Regions from separate parts of the Homo sapiens genome. Here all the other regions are linked to region 2. Evidence: read pairs that join two places in POLR2A ChIA-PET (ENCODE). Cell type or tissue: CD4-positive, alpha-beta T cell. All regions are shown on one strand. Links, peaks and the distances in the headings refer to the core of each region. The heading gives the core; the rest is flanking DNA. Region 1 overlaps SMG6 (SMG6 nonsense mediated mRNA decay factor). Region 2 overlaps SMG6 (SMG6 nonsense mediated mRNA decay factor). Region 3 holds the start of SMG6-AS1 (SMG6 antisense RNA 1).

Evidence for each region. Peaks named below come from ENCODE experiments on the same cell type or tissue, not always from the same donor. Only the 100,000 strongest peaks of a DNase experiment are listed, where the experiment ranks them.
Region 1: POLR2A ChIA-PET joins it to region 2 with 11 read pairs; 10 of 35 experiments call an interaction of 5 or more read pairs at or near these places.
Region 3: POLR2A ChIA-PET joins it to region 2 with 10 read pairs; 8 of 35 experiments call an interaction of 5 or more read pairs at or near these places.

What each region holds. Positions count from the first base shown.
Region 1 is chr17:2,212,065-2,219,457 of GRCh38, reverse strand. All of the region lies in intron 10 of SMG6 (SMG6 nonsense mediated mRNA decay factor), which reads left to right. Among named protein-coding and RNA genes, the nearest start is that of SMG6, 88 kb to the left of the region's middle. RefSeq lists enhancers at 1-613, 3,086-3,295, 3,658-4,506, 4,861-6,060 and a silencer at 3,606-3,655. In CD4-positive, alpha-beta T cell, for the core only: no CTCF peak of the experiment used is centred there; DNase peaks (open chromatin) are centred at 3,427 and 3,727; H3K4me3 peaks cover 1,141 bases; H3K27ac peaks cover 3,815 bases.
Region 2 is chr17:2,263,098-2,270,490 of GRCh38, reverse strand. All of the region lies in intron 8 of SMG6 (SMG6 nonsense mediated mRNA decay factor), which reads left to right. Among named protein-coding and RNA genes, the nearest start is that of SMG6, 37 kb to the left of the region's middle. RefSeq lists enhancers at 3,195-3,484, 4,375-4,584. In CD4-positive, alpha-beta T cell, for the core only: no CTCF peak of the experiment used is centred there; DNase peaks (open chromatin) are centred at 3,500, 3,900 and 4,250; H3K4me3 peaks cover 1,961 bases; H3K27ac peaks cover 3,950 bases.
Region 3 is chr17:2,086,771-2,094,163 of GRCh38, reverse strand. The region is part of intron 13 of SMG6 (SMG6 nonsense mediated mRNA decay factor); the gene reads left to right. It overlaps SMG6-AS1 (SMG6 antisense RNA 1), which reads right to left and starts at 4,426. Exons shown (of 2, transcript NR_199038.1): 1 at 4,395-4,426. RefSeq lists enhancers at 4,295-4,374, 4,405-4,504, 4,525-4,624, 4,635-4,814, 6,176-6,225. In CD4-positive, alpha-beta T cell, for the core only: no CTCF peak of the experiment used is centred there; DNase peaks (open chromatin) are centred at 3,893 and 4,493; H3K4me3 peaks cover 1,599 bases; H3K27ac peaks cover 1,845 bases.

The DNA.
Region 1 (7,393 bases), core at 1,850-5,849, 51 kb after region 2:
TTTGAGAATGTCCAGCAACCACCTTCCTGTAGACATTAAGCATTTTATTTATCTTATTTTGTTTTTTATTTTTGAGGCAGAGTCTCGCTCTGCCGCCCAGGCTGGAGTGTGTTGGCGCGATCTCGGCTCACTGCAACCTCCACCTCCCAGGTTCAAGCTATTCTCCTGCCTCAGCCTCCGATGTAGCTGGGACTACAGGTGCCCGCCACCACGCGTGGCTAATTTTTGGATTTTTAGCAGAGATGGGGCTTTGTCTTGTTGGCCAGGCTGGTCTCAAACTCCTGACCTCAGGGGATCCACCCACCTCCGCCTCCCAAAGTGCGGGGATTACAGGCATGAGCCACCGTGCCTGGCTGCATTAAGCATTTTAAATTTTTTACAGTCTTTGGCACAATGTAGGCCTTCATGTATTTGTTGAATAAATGGCAGAATAAAACCTGTCCTTTTAAAAAATAGACTTTACATTTTAAAGCAGTTTTGTGTTCACATCAAGATTGAACAGAATATACATAAAATTCCCATGTACCTCTTGTCTCCCACAACATAAAAACTTCTCCGCTATCAATATCCCACACCAGAGTGGGACATTTGTTACAGTCAGTGAACCTGTATTGACACATCATCACCCAAAGTTCGTAGTTTACATTAGGGTTCACTCTCGGTGTTGTGCATTCTGTGGGTAACTAGCTTATTTTTATACATCACTCTGAGTGAGTAAGTTTGGAGTCATCATGGACTACATTGTCAGGGTTAAATCTTTCACCTCACCTCAGGTGATGACATGCCAGCACCTCAGGTGATGAGTAGCTCAAGCTTGGAAGGTTGGCATGGGTATGTAGGTGAGTAGTCTTGTTGGTTTGCCATTACAGGGAGGAAAGAATGTGGTTTCCTTATTTGGTTATCTTTTTTTTTGAGACGGAGTCTCGGTCTGTCGCTCAGGCTGGAGTGCAGTGGTGCGATCTAGGCTCACTGCAAGCTCTGCCCCTGGGTCCACGCCATTCTCCTGTCTCAGCCTTCGAGTAGCTGGGCTACAGGCGCCCGCCACCGTGTCCGGCTAATTTTTTGTATTTTTAGTAGAGACGGGATTTCACCGTGTTAGCCAGGATGGTCTCGATCTCCTGGCCTCGTGATCTGCCCACCTCAGCCTCCCAAAGTGCTGGGATTACAGGTGTGAGCCACCGCGCCTGGCCTATTTGGTTATCTTATTTTTTTACTAACGAATGAATTGTCTGCACCATAACAGAATGTTATGGGAGAAGCACATCATTCTTTTGGAGTAAAAGCTCTTGGATTAAACCTTCTATTGAGCTGAACAGCAAGAGAGTAGGCTGTCTGTGGGGGCTCAGGGTGCCATACTCAGCCAGACATTTAAACATTTAAATACAGGTGTTACCCATCTCTGATGGTCCTTTTCATTGTTTTTTTTTTTGTTTTTGTTTTTGTTTTTTGAGACCGAGTCTCGCTGTGTCGCCCAAGCTGGAGTGTGGTGGCACAATCTCAGCTCACTGCAACCTCTGCATCCCGGGTTCAAGCGATTCTCCTGTCTCGCCCTCCCGAGTAGCTGGGACTACAGGTGTGCGCCACCACACCCGGCTGATTTTTTTTATTTTTAGTAGAGACGGGGTTTCACCATGTTGGCCAGGATCGTCTCGATCTCCTGACCTTGTTATCTGCCCGCCTCGGCCTCCCAAAGTGCCAGGATTGCAGGCGTGAGCCACCGTGCCCGGCGGTCCTTTTCATTGTTTATTCTTTGGCTCTGGAAGTACTGTGGAAGGTGGCTGAGGGGAGCCAGTGCACTTGGCTGTCTTGGGCTCTAGGTGATGTGCAGGAGGATGGTAGAGGGTAATGAGATATTTTTAAATTTCTTTGCTTTAAAGAGTTCAGAGAGAAGTGTAAAGATGGAATAGAAAAATCCTGCCCAGTTTAGAGTTGGACCATGACTCTTCTGTTTTCTGGTGGTTGGGAGTGGTCAGCTGCCAAAAATGTGATCTCTGCTTTTCCTGAAGACCGTGTGGCTTCATGGTTATGAACTTTGCAATTGATCACATTTTGGTAAAATAATATATATTATACATATATTAATTTTAATAGACTGATGGATATCCATCAAAACTTACCCATGATTCTCTAAGATGGTAGAATTAAACATGTTTTAAATTTTCTTTTTTCTCTGTATTTTTGTAGTTTTCTGAAATTATCACAATACTTTAGTAATAATGTATTGTGTAAATGTATTTTTAAAAATTATAATGATAAAAAGAAATATTTGAAATTAGATAAAACTAGGTTCTAATTCTGATTGTTTACTTGCTGTGTTATGCAAATTACTTAACCATTTCCAAACCTGTTTCTACGTCCAGTACCTTGTGGATGGAATACATTTAATAAATGTTTGTTGAATTAAACTTTCCTGCCATAATGTGTTCGCCACTGATTGCCAGTGTTTCTCCCCTTCCCATAAAGGAAGATTCTGTTTCTTATTTTGAACTTGAATTTCAAAAGAAGCAACTTAGGTTTTGAGGGTATACCAGTTGTCTTGTTTTTTTTTGACATTTTGACATTACTGATTCTTCTAACTCTTCCTGCATTCCAGAAGAACTAACAACCTCATAGATCAATTAGGGAATATTTAGCTCATCTTGAAAATGGAATTATTTTAGCTTCATAAAATGCATAAATCCCTCAACTAGAGTATGTCTCCATGGGGACAAGAGACTATATAATATTTTAGCAAATTCCTAACAATGTTCAAGGCTAACTCCAAAATTAGATGCTTATTCTCACAAAAAAGGGCCAGAAATTTTGAAAAAGTTAGGTGCCTAATCAGTGATTGATTGATTGATTTTCTAAGGTCTGAAAATGTATAAAGAGTTTAGGCAAATAAGAAATTAACAGATTGTTGATTTAAAAAAATTATGTCTTATAGGTAAGTATTTGTGCCTTGCAAAATGTTAATACCTTAGAATTATATTTTTAAAAAATTCTGTAAGACTTCCATGATGATGAAGTCATCAGAATCCCTTTGAGATGGTAATGTTACAGTAGACTGCTTTGAGAAATCACGGTTTAAATCTTCAGCCTACTTTTTCCCCCCCTTTTCTTAGCCCCAAACTGTGGGGACCTCTCTCTCTCCCTCTGAAGACAGTAGAAAGCCAAATCTGTAAAAAAAATTCCTATTACCTCACTAATGCTCTTGACCCCATTCCTTGGATACCTTGGTTGGTCCCTTCCAAGGGAGATTGGGGTAGCTGCTTTACCATCGTGGTACCTGCCATCTGAGTTTCCACCTTGCCCGAGATCCCTGAAGGCCAAAAATTTCTGCCTACTGGGAAGAGGCAGAAATACCTCTATGTGTGCGCTGTTTCTTTAAAAGAAAGTGTAGCGGAAGTGATGCTGCGGGGAACATCTGCACTCAGGGCTGAGGGAGAGCGCGAGATGCACTGCAGCTGGTGTAAGGCCCTGGCAGGCTGAGGCGCTGCTGTCTATAGGGGTTTACTTCTGTCTGCATTGAAACATGGCTTGGGAAGGGGTTGGTGGCCTGCTGCCAGCCTCGGTTAGCCTGCCCTTCTCTTTCCTCTTTCCTCCTCGCCGCCCCCCACCCACCCTCACTCCCCTCCCTCATGCTTTAAAGTCGCATTTCCAGGCCAGACGTAGAATTAATCTCTGGGCACTTCACATTGCTGGCAGCTGAAAGCAGGATGTGGGATCTTTTTTTCTCTCTCTTTCTCTCTCTGCGTCTTGGCTGACTTTTTTACCTCTCGAAGAATTTGGAAGGCCGTGAGATCCCCCCCCACACACACAAGTACTGTGGAGTTTTTCAGCACGCTGATCACCCTGCTGCGGCTTCACCCTAATAGACTTCATATGTTGATGCAGTTGACATCAGTATCAAACTATTTTACATGTGATCTGGTGTATTTCCTGAGGAAATCTGCAAGATATTTATTAAGAACTAATAAAATAAACCTCTCCATGAGTTTTTAGGTAGTTTTCAATTTTTCATGTCTGTCTCGTTTCCTCTTATCAATGAGTTGCTATTTTCTCTCTCTACTCTGACCATCGCAAAAGGAAACAAAAATAAATGTTTTAAACTGTTCCTGAAGGGACAGAGAGAGAATAGTTCTGCCATGATGTATCAGCCGGGACTGTATTTTTAGTGCAGCATTGTAGAAACTAAAAATATCCTGTTATAGTAGATCCTTTTTATAGGTCTGTGTGTGTGTGTGCGCGCGCGTGTGTGTGTGTTTATAATGTACGCACAAGTGCCTTTGTGCATCAGCAGCCACTCTTCACATTACAGCTGGACTCCATTAGTCCTTGAAAATTAATGTAATCCTAGTTAAGAAAAAAATTAATTACTGTACCAGAGCTGTGTTTTATCCAAAGCTAGTGTTAGCTCCCTAGCTGGCAGCTTAGTTTGAGAGGCTCCAGGGCCCCGTGGAGTTGTGGCTTTGGTATCGCAGCATTGGCTGCTGTGTTTTTCCTGTCGAGAGCATTCCTCAGTTCTTTAGGGCTAGACATGTGGCATGCAGAAAGTAACCACAGACCCCTCTGCCTCAGTGAAATATTATGTTCCAGTCTGGTCATCCCCCAAAATGGTGTCCGTCACAGGTTTCACTCACCTGCCATAGCAGGTTTTCTTATCAGGTTTCTTTCCAAGAGAGCTACTTCGACAGCGGTATCTCTGTTCATGTTCTTGAGAGGAGAAATAACATTTATCAAAGTCCAGGAGACACATGGAATTTAACCGGGAGGATTTTGCATGGACAATTAAGAATGACAGTCACATTTTGCCCTTACTTTTTGTTTAAGGATTTGACTAGTTTGTTTAATATACACCTTTTATTATAAATGAGTGTGTCAGCGTTGACTGCCGGTTTCTAGTCAGACTTCTCAGCACCAGCCCTGGGTGAGGGGCTGACTGGCTCAGCATGTGAGTAACGTCTCCAGCTTTGTCATCAGTGTTCTGGGAAGAGATACGGGGCACAGCCGAGAAGCCGTTGCCGTCCACCTCGCCTTCACTCTGCAGCTCTTGTGCAATTGCCTGCTCTGTTGTTGTTTGTTTTTCTTCTTCGGGAGCCTGGATTGGGGTGGGGGGGATTGAGAGTGGGGTAGGTAGGAAGATTGCTGTTTCTTTGCTGGTCAGACTCTCCAGGCTCTCTGCGGAGAGTCCAGGCAGGATCTGTCTGACTTGGATTGCAGTTCTCTTTTTCTGCTGAGCTGGGGTGTGGGCAGCCTAGGCCTGTGTAACTCGTGACAGGCCTCCCAAAGTGCCATGATGGCATGGATCCTCGTGGAGCTGTTGAGAACAAAAACAGGGTTAGTGACCTTTTGTTTCTTTTTGGGCATGGGTTCTGAGACTTATCTCTGGGCCTTATGTTCCTGCTAGTGACTCTAGGTCCCCCGGTCCTCTCCCCATCATCCCCTGGCTGACAAATGGTTGAACTCTCAGCTTCCTGTACTTGATCCCCAAACAGTGTAGTTCAGTAAAAGTAGTAATTAGGGCTTTTACAAATTTATTTTATTAGTGAAGAGAGTTGGTAGGTAATGGGCTGTAATTCTAACACAGCCAGTTTGGAGATTAATAAAAAATTTTAAAAGAGCAGTTTTTACCAGAGGCAGTGGGCCCGTTATTTCAAGTTCTCGGCTGAGCCGAAATCAGAGTGGGGTGGGATCCGTGGTAGACTTTGTTGCTGGGAGGATGCAAAGCCACGTTCCTTGTTGTTACAGTCTGTGCAGTGCCCATCCTTGAGGGTGTTTTACCCTGGCATTGGAAAAAAGGAAACCTTGTTTTCCAAGAACTCTGCTCTCTCTCAGCTTGATAAGCATTTAAAAATAAAAGCTGCACAATTGAAATTGGCAGTGCATCCTCATTCTTTTGTCTCTCTGTTTATTTTTTTCCCTCATCCCTCAACATGTGTGCTACAGCCCATGGTTATTACACCCTCAAGAATGATGGCCTGGAACTCAGCAAACTCGCACCAACGTCTGCCCGCCCTGCATTCTGTTGTTTGAAGCTGGCTGCGGCATCAGGGCCTAGCGCTGAGAGGCCGGGTGGATCAGCCTCCACAGCTCCATCTGTGGCACATTTCCCTTCTCTGAAGCTGCTGCTTGGAATTTTGAGCTTCTCCAGAATCCTGATTGTCAGCTCAATCTTTCTTGTTAGTTTTTGTAGTTAACTTAATTGATTTGTTTACCTCTCCATTGGAGGAGCTCAAAAAGAAAGTGCTTTGGCACTCAGCAGAGCAGTTCTGCCTCTTGAAAAGATTCTTCTGAGGTAGAGTTTTATAATACTGACCCAGAGAAGAAAAAAGATCCTATGGTTTAGGCCAGGGTGACTGTAAGTCCTGGTTTGCCCAGGGATGGATCCTATTTATGAATTACTCATAGCACACCCCTTCACTCTCGGAAGTATCCCAGTTTAGGCGATAAATTTTAGCATCATGCTAGCTTAGATGAATTCAGCAAGAAATAACAGATAACCCACTCACTACAAACTGTTAATTCTTTGTCTAGAAATGTAATGGCTTCGTGAGGCAGCGCCAAACCCTGCCCTGAGCATTGCATGCAGATTCCACTGGAGTCATGCACATGTGACCTCAGAAAGCATTGCTGTGTTTCTGGCTCTGTGAGTGTGGACTGGCCTTCCCGCTTGAGTAGGTCCCGGTTAAGCCAATTTTGAAACATGTCACTTATTTGAGCATTCCTGGTTATCACTGCCTAGTTGGTTGAGTCAGAACCTGGAGTTAGTTTGGTAGGGTGTGGTTTCAGGTTTGCAGACATCCCCGGTTGATGCCTATGAAGGGTTGGTGCCTGATGTAACTGAATAGGGTGCTACTTCAGGTTAGTAGTCCTTGTTTTCTCTTGACTGGTTGGACTGAACCTGGTATTACTGTTTACCAAAGAATATTTTTGGTTTGAAAACTGAAGGTCAGCAGTTCGCAAGTGCCGAACGTAAAGCCAACTCTGTGGTTTGTCTTGTGCCACTGGGCCAGCAGCACTGCAGTCCTGATCGATTGATCTGCAGCAATATAAAACCACGAACAGCAACTGCCAGACAAAACTCCATCTCACCCCATTTCCCTGTCCAACCTGTCTCTCTGCCCAGATCCCCTTTCTTTTTCCTCGTATGTCTGTCTCACTCTTGCTTATGTATTTCACTTTTTTGGGTCTATCTTTTTCCATCTCCCTGTCTCTTTCCATAACAGTTTTAATAATGTTTTAGTTAGTTCCAGCCTTTTCGCTGAATGGATCCCATTGGAAAATGCATTTGAAAGGAAACAGTTATACACTTCCCTTCCTTTGAAACTCTGTTGGCACCTTTTCCAGTGCAGTAAACCATACAACATGTATTTTCAAAGTTTCCAAACAGACACGCTGGCATTAAATTTAT
Region 2 (7,393 bases), core at 1,775-5,774:
GACTACAGGCATGTGCCACCATGCCTGGCCAATGTTTTTTATTTTTCATAGAGGAAGGGTCTCGCTGTGTTGCTGAGACTGGTCTCAAACTGAGCTCAAGTGATCCTCCCACCTCAGCCTCCCAAAGTGCTAGGATTACAAGCATAAACCACTACACCTGGACTCTAAAGAACTATTTTCAGTAGGTCATATATTATGTAGGTGTATATGTGATTATTTTTCTTCTCTTGCATTATTAGTGGCATATTATACACACTGGTATATTCACCTTTTTTTTTCCCTATTGCTACTGGACTTCGGAGATCCTTCTCTGAGTAATTGCCCTCAAATCCATTGTATCTCTCTAGAGCCTGGCTGATAGCCTTCATAATTTTGTCTAGTATTTGTATGTCAGAGCCAGGATAGTGCAGAGCTTTGGAAAGTCCTGAGTTCAAGTGCTAGTTTTTTTGTTTTTTTCGTTTTGAGACAGAGTCTCACTCTGTCGCCCAGGCTGGAGCATAGGGGCGCCATCATAGCTCACTGCAGTCTCAAACTCCTGGGCTCAAGCCATCCTCTTGCCTTGACCTCCCAAAGCACTAGGATTACAGGCGTGAGCCACCATGCCTGGCCTGAAGTCCTACTTTTATCAGATATTAGCTGCGAGACTTTGGGCATGTTCTGTAACCTGGCTGAGCTTTAGTTTTCTATCTGTAAGATGATGACAGTGATAACCTTGTTTCCCTAGGGCTGGAGCTCATAGTTTCTGCTTGGAATTTTGCATGCTGCCTCTTCCCAAATCTCTCGTGATTTTCTTAGAGGTGCTATTGAAAGTTGAGAAGGACAGTTTTCTTTCTGAGTTGGAATACGTGGCTACACAAAGTTGGATAGTATATTTTCTTTTTGCATTTAATCAGTAGACCAGCAAAGTGAAAGTTGGTTAGCAAAGGAGCATGGCTTCCCTGTGGAAAACCCAGGCCAGGTGGCCTGTAGCACAGAACGTTCACCACATGCTCAACTTGTTGTATTTGCTTGAGGGCTATTTTTTTTTTTTTTAATGTATAGTTTTTTGTTTTGAAAGTGTGTTATGTAGGTGGCATTTTCTTTTCTTTCTTTTTTTTTTGGGACAGAGTCTCATGCTGTCACCCTGGGCTGGAGTGCAGCGGCACGATCTCGGCTCATTGCAACCTTCGCCTCCCAGGTTCAAGTGATTCTCATGCCTCAGCCTGCCAAGTAGCTGGGATTACAGGCACCTACCACTGCACCCGGCTAATTTTTTTTTTTTTTTTTTTTTTGAGATGGAGTCTGGCTCTGTCGCCCAGGCTGGAGTGCAGTGCTGCGATCTCGGCTCACTGCAAGCTCCGCCTCCCAGGTTCAAACCATTCTCCTGCCGCAGCCTCTCGGGTAGCTGGGACTATGAGTAGCTGGGACTACAGGCGCCTGCCAACATGCCCAGCTAATTTTTTGTATTTTTAGTAGAGACGGGGTTTCACCATGTTAGCCAGGATGGTCTCGATCTCCTTACCTCGTGATCTGCCCGCCTCGGCCTCCCAAAGTGCTGGGATTACAGGCGTGAGCCACCGTGCCTGATCGTTTTTTTTTTGAGACGAAGTCTAACTCTGTCGCCCAGGCTGGAGTGCACTGGCGTGATCTCAGCTCACTGCCAGGTCTGTCTCCCGGGTTCATGCCATTCTCCTGCCTCAGCCTCCCAAGTAGCTGGGACTACAGGTGCCCGCCACCATGCCCGGCTAATTTTTTTGTATTTTTAGTAGAGATGGGGTTTCACCATATTAGCCAGGATGGTCTCGATCTCCTTACCTTGTGATCCGCCCACCTCGGCCTCCCGAAGTGCTGGGATTATAAGCGTGAGCCACCGCTCCCGGCCTAATTTTTGTATTTTTTTAAGTAGCGATGGGGTTTTACCATGTTGACCAGGCTGGTTTCAAACTCCTGACCTCTAGTGATCTGCCCACTTCGGCCTCCCAAAGTGTTGGGATTACAGGCATGAGTCACTGCTCCCCACCCAATATTTTCTTTAGACTCATCATTTGTCTTTTCAGTGCCCCTTGCGTAGTTTGTGCACCTGAGCTGCTGCTGCTGTGAAAGCTGCTGTGTATGAGTGGTACACATCTAATTCCTCCACCCTCCCCGCAAAACAATTATAGATCAGAGCATGGTTTTATAAGGTTTCCTTAGACAAGGTGACTTGCTTTCTGTTGGAATGAGTTCTAATTCCTAGAGTTGTATCATGAGGCTTTAGGTTTATAGTTTGAGAGCCAGTACCCATTATGAAGCTTAGAAAAAGCTTTTAGACTGGACACAGTAGCACATGCCTATAATCCCAGCATTTTGGGAGGCTGAGGTGGGAAATTGCATGAACCCAGGAGTTGGAGACCAGCCTAGGCAACATAATGAGATGCCGTCTCTAATAATAATAAAAATATTTCACTTAAAAAATACATAAATAAGGCTGGGTGCAGTGGCTCACGCCTGTAATCCCAGCACTTTGGGAGGCCAAGGCAGGCGGATCCCGAGGTCAGGAGATCGAGACTACCCTGGCTAACACGGTGAAACCCCGTCTCTACTAAAAATACAAAAAATTAGCCGGGTGTGGTGGCAGGCGCCTGTAGTCCCATCTACTCGGGAGGTTGAGGCAGGAGAATGGTTTGAACCTGTGAGGTGGAGCTTACAGTGAGCCGAGATCGCGCCACGGCACTCCAGCCTGGGCAACAGAGCGAGACTCTGTCTCAAAAAAAAAAAAAATAATAATAAAAATAATTAAAAATACATAAATAAGTAAATACATTAAAAAAGAAAGCTTTTGGCCTGGTTCTCTCTGGATAGCACAAGCACTGATTTAATCTATAATGATAAAGAATAGTTGAGTCTCTGCACTAGTAGGTAAGTGCTTTATCTGTGATAACCCAGTTATTTCATTGTCTCATAATTATATCATCATGACAGAGAAAGCCAGCTTAATTTTTTGGCCTCATGGATATAAAGACTCCATATCTTGCTGGGAACAGTGACTCAACGCCGGTATAATCCCGGCACATTGGGAGGCTGAGGCAGGAGGATTGCTTGAATCCAGGAGTTCATTCATGACTAGCCTTGACAACGTAGGGATACCCTGTCTCTACTAAAAAAAAAAAATTAGCCAGGTGTGGTGGGTGGTCCTAGTTACTCGGGAGCCTGAGGTGGGAGAATACTCTGGTCTGGAAGGTTGAGGCTGCAGTGAGTCTTGACTGCTCCACTTCACTCCAGCCTGGGTTACAGAGTGAGACCCTGCCTCAAAAGAAAAAGATTCCGTATCTGTAAGGTGGGCATCAGAAAATTTTTTAGGGTTTTTGTGAGTTGACTTCATGTCTTTAATTAGTCCTATGCTTTTGTAAAGTAGTTTGCAATATGTACCTCAGGCTGTACTCTTCACTCTGGAAGCTATTTGAAAAGTGTGTGAACTGCAGTTTGGCAGCACGTGATGACAGCAGTTCATTAGAGCCTCTTTCTGTGGGAAGAAGCAGATTGGTTTTCTTTTTCTTAGGCCATGAGAAACAGCTTAGTGGGATCCTCAAAGAAGGTCAGAACCAGAACCGGGTTTTTCAGATGTTGATAATGTGAGGTGGGTTGCAAGGAGCAGCCCCTGGTAGGCAAGGATTGGGGCTGCTTTGTCCAGATCACTGCTGGACTGTAAGGCTAATGTCTTTGTGGTTGGTAGTGAGTGCAAGTTTCTCAAAGTACATCAGCCCTACCTATAAACCCTTAATGCCCCAAATGACCTCGGTCACCAAACCACTTCAGGGCTTTATTTTTATCCTATCCGTTTTGTTTCAATATGTGAGGTTGGTTTCTTTCCTCTAACAGAGCAGAGTTCTCTGGGGGAAGAAACAGAGTGCCAGGGTGCTGCTGAGGCTGGTTAAACACCAAAACCACACTCTTCATCTTTCTGGGGTTGAGACGTGACATAAGCCATGCTGCAAACGCCAGCTTCCACACTGAAGAAACCTCTCTCAGTAGTCACTTTGTTTATTTTTTGTGTATTGTGTTTTTAGGCAAATAAAATATAGAGGAGTAAATGGTGTACCTTCCCATTCTGCTGTAGACAGAGATCTAACAATGAGCACTTGCTTAAAATCTGCCATTTCCCAGCTTAAGGTTTTTCATCCTCCCCGAGAGTGTTGATGAGAACTCTCAAAACTCACCAGGTCTCAGGAAGCCGGATTACCAGCATATCCTGTTCGCGTGCGTGTGTATATTCTGTGTTACCCACAGGCCACTTTCCACCCCACGTGACCTTTAGTTACCATCCGGAAAGTCAGGACCCAGATACCCGTCAGAATTTCCAGGCCTTGGTTTGGTTTAGACATTTTAGAAGATGTTAACAGCAATAATTGTAAAAGACTTTGAGTGGCACGCATGGTGAACAGAAAGTACTAGATCCTGAAGAGGGGGGAAAGGCATTTCTGTGCTCTTCCTGGTAAAGTGTTTGAAAATGAACATTCAGAAGAAAACCTAAAGCACCTGAAATGCACAGGGGACGAGAATGAGAGGTGATTAGAAGCCCAACACATGCACCAGTTCTTAGGTGGTAAGGCTAAGTTCTGAAGTTCATATTTCATTCTTTAAGATTGTCATATGCATTATTGGTGTTGTTTATAGCATACTCCATCACACTTTATTTTAACCAGCATCTCTAAATTAATATAAACAGACTAATGATTCAGGTAATACCCTAGAACAGGGATGGGCAAAATATTGCCAGTGGCCTATGAGCTAAGAATGGTTTTTACATTCTTATGTCAGGAGTTGTTTAAAAAGAGCAACACGAGACAGAGATGTACGTGGCTCACGAAGCCTAAATTATTTTCTGTGACCTTTTACAGAAAAAATTTACCACTGCTGTAAAAGCTGGGAGAGGTGAATGCAGTTAATGATAAGGTTCTTCTGTTAGGAAATTGATTGTTAATGAGAATGTTATCGCCTTTTAAGCAGACAGTTTTTTTTTTTTGAGAGGCAGTCTTGCTCTGTTGTCCAGGCTGGAGTGCAGTGGCGCAATCTCAGCTCACTGCAACCTCCGCCTCCCAGGTTCAAGCGTTTCTCCTGCCTCAGCCTCCCCAGTAGCTGGGACTACAGGCTCCTGTCACCACCCGCTGCTAATTTTTGTATTTTTAGAAGAGATGGTGTTTCGCCATGTTGGCCAGTCTGGTCTCGAACTCCTGACCTCAGGTGGTCAGCCTCCCAAAGTGCTGGGATTACAGGCTTGAGCCACTGTGCCCGGCCGACAGTTCTTCATTATGCAGGTCTGACCTTGCAGGATGTTTAGCGTTCCTGGCTCTGCTCATTAGATGCCAGTAACGGCCCACACATACTTCCAAACAGTTCCTGGGATGGGTGGTCATATTCTGGTTGAGAACCACTACTTTTGAAGCTTGACAAGGTCAAAAACATTTTGTTAAGGTTTACTCCTTCATTTCCTCTCAGAGAACCTGACTTGGGATTTGGATCTTGATGGCCTAGGGATTAACAATAGTGAGAGAATTTGAGTAGCTAGTGGAATAGGGAGAGTTTTCAGTAGGGTGGAATACAAGATTTTAAGGAAATTTTTTTTTTTTTTTTGAGATGGGGTTTCGTTCTGTCACCCAGGCTGGAATGCAGTGGCGCGATCTCAGCTCACTGCAACCTTCGCCTCCTGGGCTCAAGCAATCCTCCCCTCCCAGCCTCCTGAGTAGCTGGGACTACAGGCACACACCACCATGCCCAGCTAATTTTTGTATTTTCCGTAGAGACGGGGTTTCACCATGTGGGTCAGGCTGGTCTCAAACTCCTGGGCTCAAGCGATCCACCCACCTCAGCCTCCCAAAGTGCTGAGATTATAGCTATGAGTCACTGTGTCCAGCCTAGGAAGTAATTTAATGTTGCGTTTGTTGCTTGACACCTATTTTAAGAATTGAGATTGATTTGTGATTTATGAAAGGTTTGTTTTGATGTTGCTGGTGTTGTGAAAAGCACATTCCTCTCTATGTGAGAGATGGAGTAGCCATCTTTGGCCTTAATATCCAGATGATTTTGAGGTCTGTGGGAATCTGTATGGTGTACTTGAGGGACTTGTTCAAAGCCAATGTAAAGATGTAGTTTTGGCATCTCATGAATAACCTGATATCCCGACTTAAGCCAGAACTCTGGCATTAGAGAATTTTCCAGCTTGGGAGAGTTGACTGAGAAAAGTCCTCCTTTGGCTCCTTGCCAAGTTAGACAAGGGAGCAATCAGCTGCTGAGTTCCAGCCAACTGGAATGTACGTGAGGGGGTACTATAAATCGTCCCTTAGGATCCAGCTTGTGGTCTGTGAAGAGCCTTCCAAATAAGAATGAGACCTGTACATTGGATCCTTGTTCAATCTGCAGCTGCTATAGGAAGGAGTAGTGAGGTGATGTTACTCTGGGAGCAGCTCACTTTATATAGTAACACACTGCCTGTTATGTGGGGTAAGACTGCACTACCCTTTATGTTTTTCCCGTGTTGCGTTTCTCACCAACTTCCTATATTGGTTTTTGTTTCTGACTGTTCTCTTGGGGAGCTGTATCCATAGTTTGATCATTCTGTAAAATCCCTCTTTGCTCTTAAAGGTGCCAGAATTTCATCTCTCTACCCTCTTTTCAACATCTTAGATCTGATGTATTTGAGCTAAGATAGAGAATATGAAATCGTTGTTTTCTTGGCTCGTGATCCTTCCCCAGTCTGCGGGCTGTTTGTTTGACTCCAGGGGGAAACTCCAGGTTCTTCCCCTCTTGGAAGCCTTTCACTTTACTCATAAATATTTAGTATTGAAGTGAACTGTGCTCTTTTTTTTCTCCCTAGTATGAGTGGATAGACTCTCTAGACCAGAAAGAATTTAAAATACTATCTGTACCCTCTGTCTTTCTGATGTTTTGGTTCCTATAAAATGTATTAACCACACATTTTTATTTTTAAGAGCTTAAGTGGTTTTTTGAGTTGTCTTCCATCTTCTGATCCAAAATTTGTTGAGCATTTATTATAGAAATCACTAGGCACCTCTCCTGCTACTGTTTTTTCCGTGTCGTTCATGCTTAGAACCATCAGAGAGCTATGTAACTAGGTAACATTGGTTACTAGTAGTACTGCTTTTACTGATTTGTACTTGAGTGTGTCATCAGCCTCTATGAAGATACATAAAAAAGAGACCTAGAGAAGGATTGCTGTTTGTGTTGCGTGGTGTCTTTGTGGAAGCCTGTGGAAGAAATTTCTGCTCTTAGTAGAAAATGGGTTTCTTCAACCTCATGCACATTTGTAAGATTGTTATAATAGCAAATTTGTGAATTTTTAACCCAGAATGATTCTCTATTTTAATTGTTCCAGAGGTTGTAGCCAAACTTCCTTTAGTAAGTGTAAAGGGCGTTTATC
Region 3 (7,393 bases), core at 2,131-6,130, 180 kb after region 2:
GGGACCTCATGGACAAGGCAATTGTGACTGTATTTCTGATACATTTATTAGTGGCCCGCTTGTTCCGAAGCCCGGGACCTTGGAGCCTCTCTAGATTACTGGAGTAATGCATGCATACCTATGGTTAGGTCCGGAGTCTTTCTGAAGAATAGGGAGAGGGATTGCTGAAGAGAGGCAAGGTCTTTCCTCCCCTGCTTGGCCAGCCCAGTAGCCTGGATCTAGCACCTTAGTTCTGAATAAAATATTTCAGGCCCTGAGTGGTGGCTCGTGCCTGTAATCCCAGTGCTTTGGGAGGCCAAGGTGGGAGGATCACTTGAGGCCAGGAGTTTGAGACCAACAATATAGCAAGACCTCATCTTTACAAAACAATTTTTAAAAATTAGCCAGCTTCCCGCTTGAGCTCAAGAGACTGAGCCTGCTGCAAGCCATGATGACGCCACTGCAAACTCCAGCCTGGACAAATTTAAAAAAAATTTTTTTTGCAGCTTCAACAGCCAGGTAAGCATTCCAGGGCCTCTCCCCTTGGCCCTAGGCTATGTGCCAGCCCCATGCTTCCCACCTTGCCTCTCAGACTGGCTTCCAAACAGCTCAGCCATGTTAGGCAGTGCCCCTCCCACCTCTGAAGAGAGTGGAGATAAGAGGAAAAAAAAATGCCAGCTGCTCAATTATCGAGCACCTACTGGGCCCAGGCATCTCGCTAAGTATTTGATATGTATTCCCTCTGTCTTTTTTTTTCTTTTTGAGTCACGATATCACTCTGTCACCCTGGCTAGAGTGCAGTGGCGTGCTCATGGCTCACTGCAGCTCTGACTTCCCCGGCTCAAGCAATCCTCCTACCTCAGCCTCCTAGTTAGCTCGGACCATAGGTGTGTTGCACCACCATGCCCAGCTTTTTTGTTTGTTTGTTTGTTTTTGACAGACACAGTCTCACTATGTTGCCCAGGCTTGTCTTATCTTTTTTTTTTTTTTTGCAACAGAGTCTTGCTCTGTCACCCAGGCTGGATTGCAATAGAACGATCTGAGCTCACTGTAACCTCCACTTCCTGGGTTCAATAGATTCTCCTGCCTCAGCCTCTTGAGTAGCTGGAATTACAGGAGCCCGCTACTAACCCAGCTAATTTTTGTATTTTTAGTAGAGATGGGGTTTCACCATGTTGGCCGGGCTGATCTCGGACTCCTGACCGCAGGTGATCCACTGCCTCAGCCTCCCCAAGTGCTGCGATTACAGGCATGAGCCACTGCACCCGGCCTGTATTATCTTTTAAACCTCACAAACAACTTGAGCAAACAAAGGCTCAGAGAGGTTAAGTAACTTGTCTAAGGATAAACAGCCAGGAAGTGGCAGTTAGTACTTGAACTCACGTCTGTGTAACTATGAAGCCCAGGCTCTTGTCCAACCTCCTGTATTGCCTTGTCTTGCCTCTTGCCAGAATGGCCCTGTTTTTTATACTTTATTTACCTCATTACTTCCTGTGTGTGCTTCACAACTCCCCTGTTCCCCTGGTTCTCCCTTCAGTGTGAACATCGTCTCCTTCCTAGTAGCCAAATATACGTGTACCTTTTGGGATCTTCAGTAACCCTGTCTTGGGATAGTCTCCCCACCAGCACCAGGTCTTGCCATCTGACCATTTGCCAGTTCCCACCTCCCCTTCTCTAAGAGACTTCAGCACACACCTGGTGGTTACAGGTGGGGACAGCAGGCATCTGTGCAATGCTGGCTGATTGATAATGGCCCTCATTGCCTCCTCTAAGAAGAAAACACAGCTGTTGGGACCAGACACATGGAATGGTGTGGTTGCTGTGGGTGGACCAATGATGTTAGCATTTCATCTTGTGACCCAATGACCCTTCAGCTAGCACAGGCCAACCATAGGACTACGGAGGGTTGGATCTGGACACCGGGATTAGAAATGACTGAGAAAGGCCGGGCGCGGTGGATCACTTGAGGTCAGGCGTTCGAGACCAGCCTGGCCAACATGGCGAAACCCCGTCTCTACTGAAAATACATAAATTAGCCAGGCATGGTAGTGCGCACCTGTAATCCCAGCTACTCAGGAGGCTGAGGCAGGAGAATCGCTTCAACCCGGGAGGCGGAGGTTGCAGTGAGCTGAGATCATGCCAGTGCAACTCCAGCTTGGGTGACTGAGCAAGACTCTGTCTCAAAAAAAAAAAAAGAAAAAGGGGCCAGGCGCAGTGGCTCACGCCTGTAATCCCAGCACTTTGGTTGGCCAAGGCGGGCGGATCACGAGGTCAGGAGATCAAGACCGTCCTGGCTAACACGGTGAAACCTCGTCTCTACTAAAAAAAAACACACACACACACAAAATTAGCTGGGCGTGGTGGCGGGTGCCTGTAGTCCCAGCTACTCGGGAGGCTGAGGTAGGAGAATGGCGTGAACGCGGGAGGCAGAGCTTGCAGTGAGCCGAGATCGCACCACTGCACTCCAGCCTGGGCAACAGAGCGAGACTCTCTCTCAAAAAAAAAAAAAAAGCAAAAAGACTGAGAAAGTAGCCTGTACTTAACGCTTTACATAGAAAGAGGCCCAGCTATAGCAGGGGTAGGGAAAGAGTGAAATACTGTTTGAATTGATCCCTTGGACAGTATGCTCCGAGGTTGTCAGGAGATGCATCTGGTCCAAGGATGTGTGCTTTTTCTCACTCTGTCCCCCTTATCATTCAGCCCCTGCACAGGTTCTTTCTTTCCCTCCTCTCTGACCCATGAGCCTCTTTCTCAATTTCATACCAACTTCTTCTGACTCAAGTAGGCTGTGAATGTCTGTCTCCCCATCCTAAGCTACTGCCTGTGTCTTCAGACTGACTGTGCATCCTTGTGGCCAGTTTCGCTCCTGCCTTCTGGAGTCTGCTTCCTGCCAGGAGGCCCCTCCCCCTAGGAATGTGAATAAACCATTTCCTCTGTCCTCCCAGCTCCAGAGGATTCCCTGTGTGGTATTTTTTATTTCTTGTGTCTGAACTTCCATTGGCAGACCCCTTCGTAGGCTGGCCCACCCTTGGCTGCTACAGAATTGAGCTTCCCACCCTTCAGTTTCCTCTGAGGGTGAGTAGTGCATAACTAGAGGTTCCCAGTTTGTGAAAACACATTAGTCTGAGTTAAATTTCTTGTGGCCAATCCTGGAGGTTTGGCTCATTAAAGATGATAATTAACCCATTGCTAATTGACCTCAGAAGCCAGCCAAGCAGCCTGTATTTTACCAGCCTTGGTGTTGGATTTGTAGGCTATTTTAAGGTTTCTTAATAATCTCAGAAAGACTTCATGTTCCTGTCTGCATCTTATTTGCTCTAAGGACATTCTGTAAAATTAACAAGCTATAAAGTTTGATTGAAGGTTTCAACAAATGTGAGAATAATTGGCTCCATTTAGAGAAACAAGAAAAACAACCTGTAAACTTGAGTTTGTGGGGGGAAACCCGTGTGATTGTTCTCTTTAACCAGAGGAGCAGTAGCAAGCTGGACTGTTAAGACTAGAAAAAAGAACTGGCTGATAGTACAAGTTTAAACTCCGATTTCTCCAAACCAAAAATTCAGAAAAAGAAATTTTGCAAAATGACTAGTAACCATGGTTGTGCCTTCCAAGAAGCCTGTTTGGAGAAAACGGGGACCAGGTAACGATAGAGCGAGTCCCTCACTCCCTAGAGCTTGCATCCAGGGTCCTGGCTCTCCAGCCCTTCCTCATATTCCCTGGCTAGATTTGGAGGTTTTCTCCCTTCCCCGGGGCTGCCCTGAGGTGTTAAGTCTTGCAACTCAGAGCACATGAGTATGTGATACCTGGTGCTTAGTTCCCGTTCTCTCTTACCCTCCCTACCTTCATAAAGCAGCATATAGCTCGTTTTCTCTCCCCAACCCCCCTCCCCCGCCGGGCATCTCTACCCACACTGTGCTTGTTCCCTACCGAGTGGCTGTGAAGAGTCACCAGTTTTCAGAGAACACCATTTTTTCTTCTTTCCTTTTTTTTTTTTTTTTTTTTGAGACAGAGTCTCGCCTTGTTGCCTGGGCTGGAGTGCGGTGGTGCAATCTCGGCTCACTGCAACCTCCACCTCCCAGATTCAAGCGATTCTCCTGCCTCAGCCTCCCTAGTAGCTGGGACTACCACATGTACTACCACACCCGGCTGATTTTTGTATTTTTAGTAGAGATGGGGTTTCACCATGTTGTCCAGGCTGGTCTTGAACTCCTGACCTCAGGTGATCTGCCCACCTTGGCCTCCCAAAGTGCTGACATGACATTCGTGAGCTACCGTGCCCAGTCAAGAAACACCATTTTTCTTTACTTCTCCACCTCTCCACCTTAAATACCCCAGAACAGTAACCCAGTCTACTCTCTTGACCTAGAGGTTTTCTCCTTTGTTCCTCGCTCCCCTTGGCTCCAGCCCCTACTTACCCGATGCTTACATTATCTCTCTCTAAGGAACTGAGCCTAGGAGAGAACAGCCTCCGGTATCGCCTCTCCACATCTCACTTTCAGTTTTCCTTTCTGCTTGGTTCTTTGCGTGTGGACTTGATTAGAGTGATAACTGGAGCCCTAAAGCTAAAGGTTTCAGTTCCTGCTGCAGTGGTAAGCTGCCTCCGACAATCTTCAGGGGAAGGGAAAGGGGCTTTCTTTCAGCTCTTCCCTGACCTAAAGCCCCAGTTTTCTTTCCCAAGCTGATTGAAATGATTTGTATGTGATATTTTGTCAATTAACTTGGGAATTCTTGACAATCGCCTACACAGTGCATCTCCCTCCAGAAGGGTCAGGACTGTGACTGAGAAGGTACACCGCAGAGGAGAGGTCCGTAGGCTCCCCAGGGTGTTCCCTGGCTGGCGGCCCTTTTAGTCGCCTCTATCCCCAGTCCAGCCCCACGTGCTAATGTAGCCCAGGAAGGGAGCCTCTCCCGCCCAGCTCTTTCTCCTCTGGAGGATCCAGAGTTTGCCCCCAGAGCTGCGATATACATGCCACTTACATTCTCTGGTTTTCATTGATATAGAGTGGAAAAATGTGCTCACGAGCAGAGTTAACTGTGGGGATGATGTCACAGACTTCATCTGGAGTCCTTCCTCTCCAAGCAGGGAGTCCAGCTTTAACCCCTCTCCTACCAGGAAGTCCTCCTAGACCAAGCAAAGATCATCTTGGAATTGGCTTTTTGTCAGTGGTTTGAAAGGCTTCTTTCATTATGAAGTCTCTTATTAACTGTATTTAAACTGTCTTGTGTTGCTTTTTCCCTGACTCAAGTGCTGGAGGCTTTGTCTAGGAGAATATTCCCGTAAGTCTCCTACAGAACTCCAGCATCAAGAGAGCGGTGGTCCTCTCCCCAGTGGGCTTATTCCCCCCAAGTTAAGACAGAATGCTTTTGCAGACAGGCCAGTGAGCTACAGACAGAAGGTTTCTCTGTGCCTCTGGGCAAGCCCTGGACATTCTGCCTCTCAGTTTCTCCATCTACTAAAGAGCTCAGACTGTGCACTTCTCACTCCCACAGTACACTTTACACAGCTTTGACCATCCTCCCTGCTGCTTGGATTGCAAAGGACAGGGTACTCTTCCAAAAGACAGACAACCTTTCTCTCTCCAAACAGGTAGAATCCTTTCCAGGCCTGTTAACACCAGGTCAGAGACCCCAGTAGATCACAGCCTTTTGCATATCAGCCAGCAGTTGTCCTTGTCCTAGAGAAGGAACTAATAGCTATGACAGACACAATCCCCAAGGAAACCAATTTCCTTCTAAATGGGGCGGAAATGAAAACTGGGAGAGGGCTACTCCTCGTTGCTTGTGTCCATGGAATAGGCAATTCCCACAGACCCTGTAAGGAAGTGCTGCAGGTGGCCTCAGGATGTCCACATCCCTGGGTCCTGCTGTGCCCTGGAAATCCCCATCTCCAGGAGTCCCACATCCACACATGTGGCTTTTCTCCCTGTCGGCCAGAAACCATGCTTTCTTAGCCACGCAGCATACCATGTAGCCCGTGCTCTAGCAGCAGCAACACTCCTGCCCGCCTGTCTGTGCATGTGTCCGTGGCACACTCCTGTCCTGGGCAGGTTTCCTCTGCACACTTAGCAGGGGTGCCAGTGTACCTCTCATCGTCCAGGTGAGGCCAAGGACAATTGCAAGCTTTTCCTCTGTCCTCTTCTCACTCCTTAGCTCCCCTCTCCTCTCCATTCAGTGGCAGCAGCCTCACACCAAGAAGGAAAATCCTGGACCCATTACATAATTCTCCATAGTGCAAGCAGTAGCTGGGGCGTAAGGTCAGAGGTCATAGTGGGGTCAGGTGGCTGACACACACTGTAACGACAAGGTGGTTAAAATTAGACCACAGAGAGGAAACTGGCAGTCTTGTGGAAATGCAGAAGTTTCCTATGCAAGTGAGAGGCTGGAGATGCAGGGAGGCCACTGTGCGTGCTGCCTGCCAGGCTATTACTCATTTCGGCTCTGTTCTTTAATGCCTTTTAGCCCCTGCTTCTGTATTTCTAGCCTTCCTCATCACATGTTTGAATACACGCAATGGAACCAGGCTTACCTGCCCTGGGCCAAGACAAGCTTCCCTTCTCCTTCACGGAGGCAAGCCCAGGACCAGGCACCCCAAGCTCAAGGGGCTGAACTTTTTCTAAGCCCTTCTGGGTAGCCGAGAACCTTCTACATCAACCTCTCAGGTGAAGGTGGTCAAAGTACTTAGCTTGAGATTCCAGCCTATAATGGTAACAGGGCCAATGGTGAGAGAAAGCAGAGAACACTCCTAGACCGTGTAGGAAAGCGGGGTTGGCTTTTTGGTGAAGGTGGCAGAGGATGCAGCCACAGAGCACACAGTTGACCGGTGTGTGCCGCACTTTCCTGGGCAGCCAGCCTGCACAGCGGTGCTCATTTATTTCCACTGTCTTAGAGAACATGGGTCATGCCTGCTTCATCTGCTCTCTGTGGTACCCAGCCGAGCTTCCCTGGGCTGTCCGTCTTTACTGTGAGCCTACTGTGTGCACAGCTTGTCCTTACAATTCTTGCCAGTGACGTACGAAAACGATGAGATTTAGGCTTTGCCACCAGAGGGGTTGCTGTCCACATGAGAGAGAGAACACCTGCACCTGTAAAATGATCATCAGTAGTCTCCAGGTTAGTACTTCCCTATGTGCTGCAGATAGAAGGCTTATTACTGTGAAGTTCCTTTCACACTAAGAAACGAGGATGCATTAAAAGAGAGGCAGGGGCTAGTCAGTGAGGATGAAGGGGCCGTCCCCTGTGGCACGTCTGGCCACGGACGTGTGTTTCCCATGTGGAATGGCCTTCAGCTTTCAAGCTCCAGATCCAGCAGGGCCCCTCTCCCTTGGTGAGCACTCAGCCAGTAGGGAGAAGAGGATGCTGGAGGCTAGAGATGAAGAGAAGGGCACACAGGGGCAAGCATGGAGGAGAGTGTGAG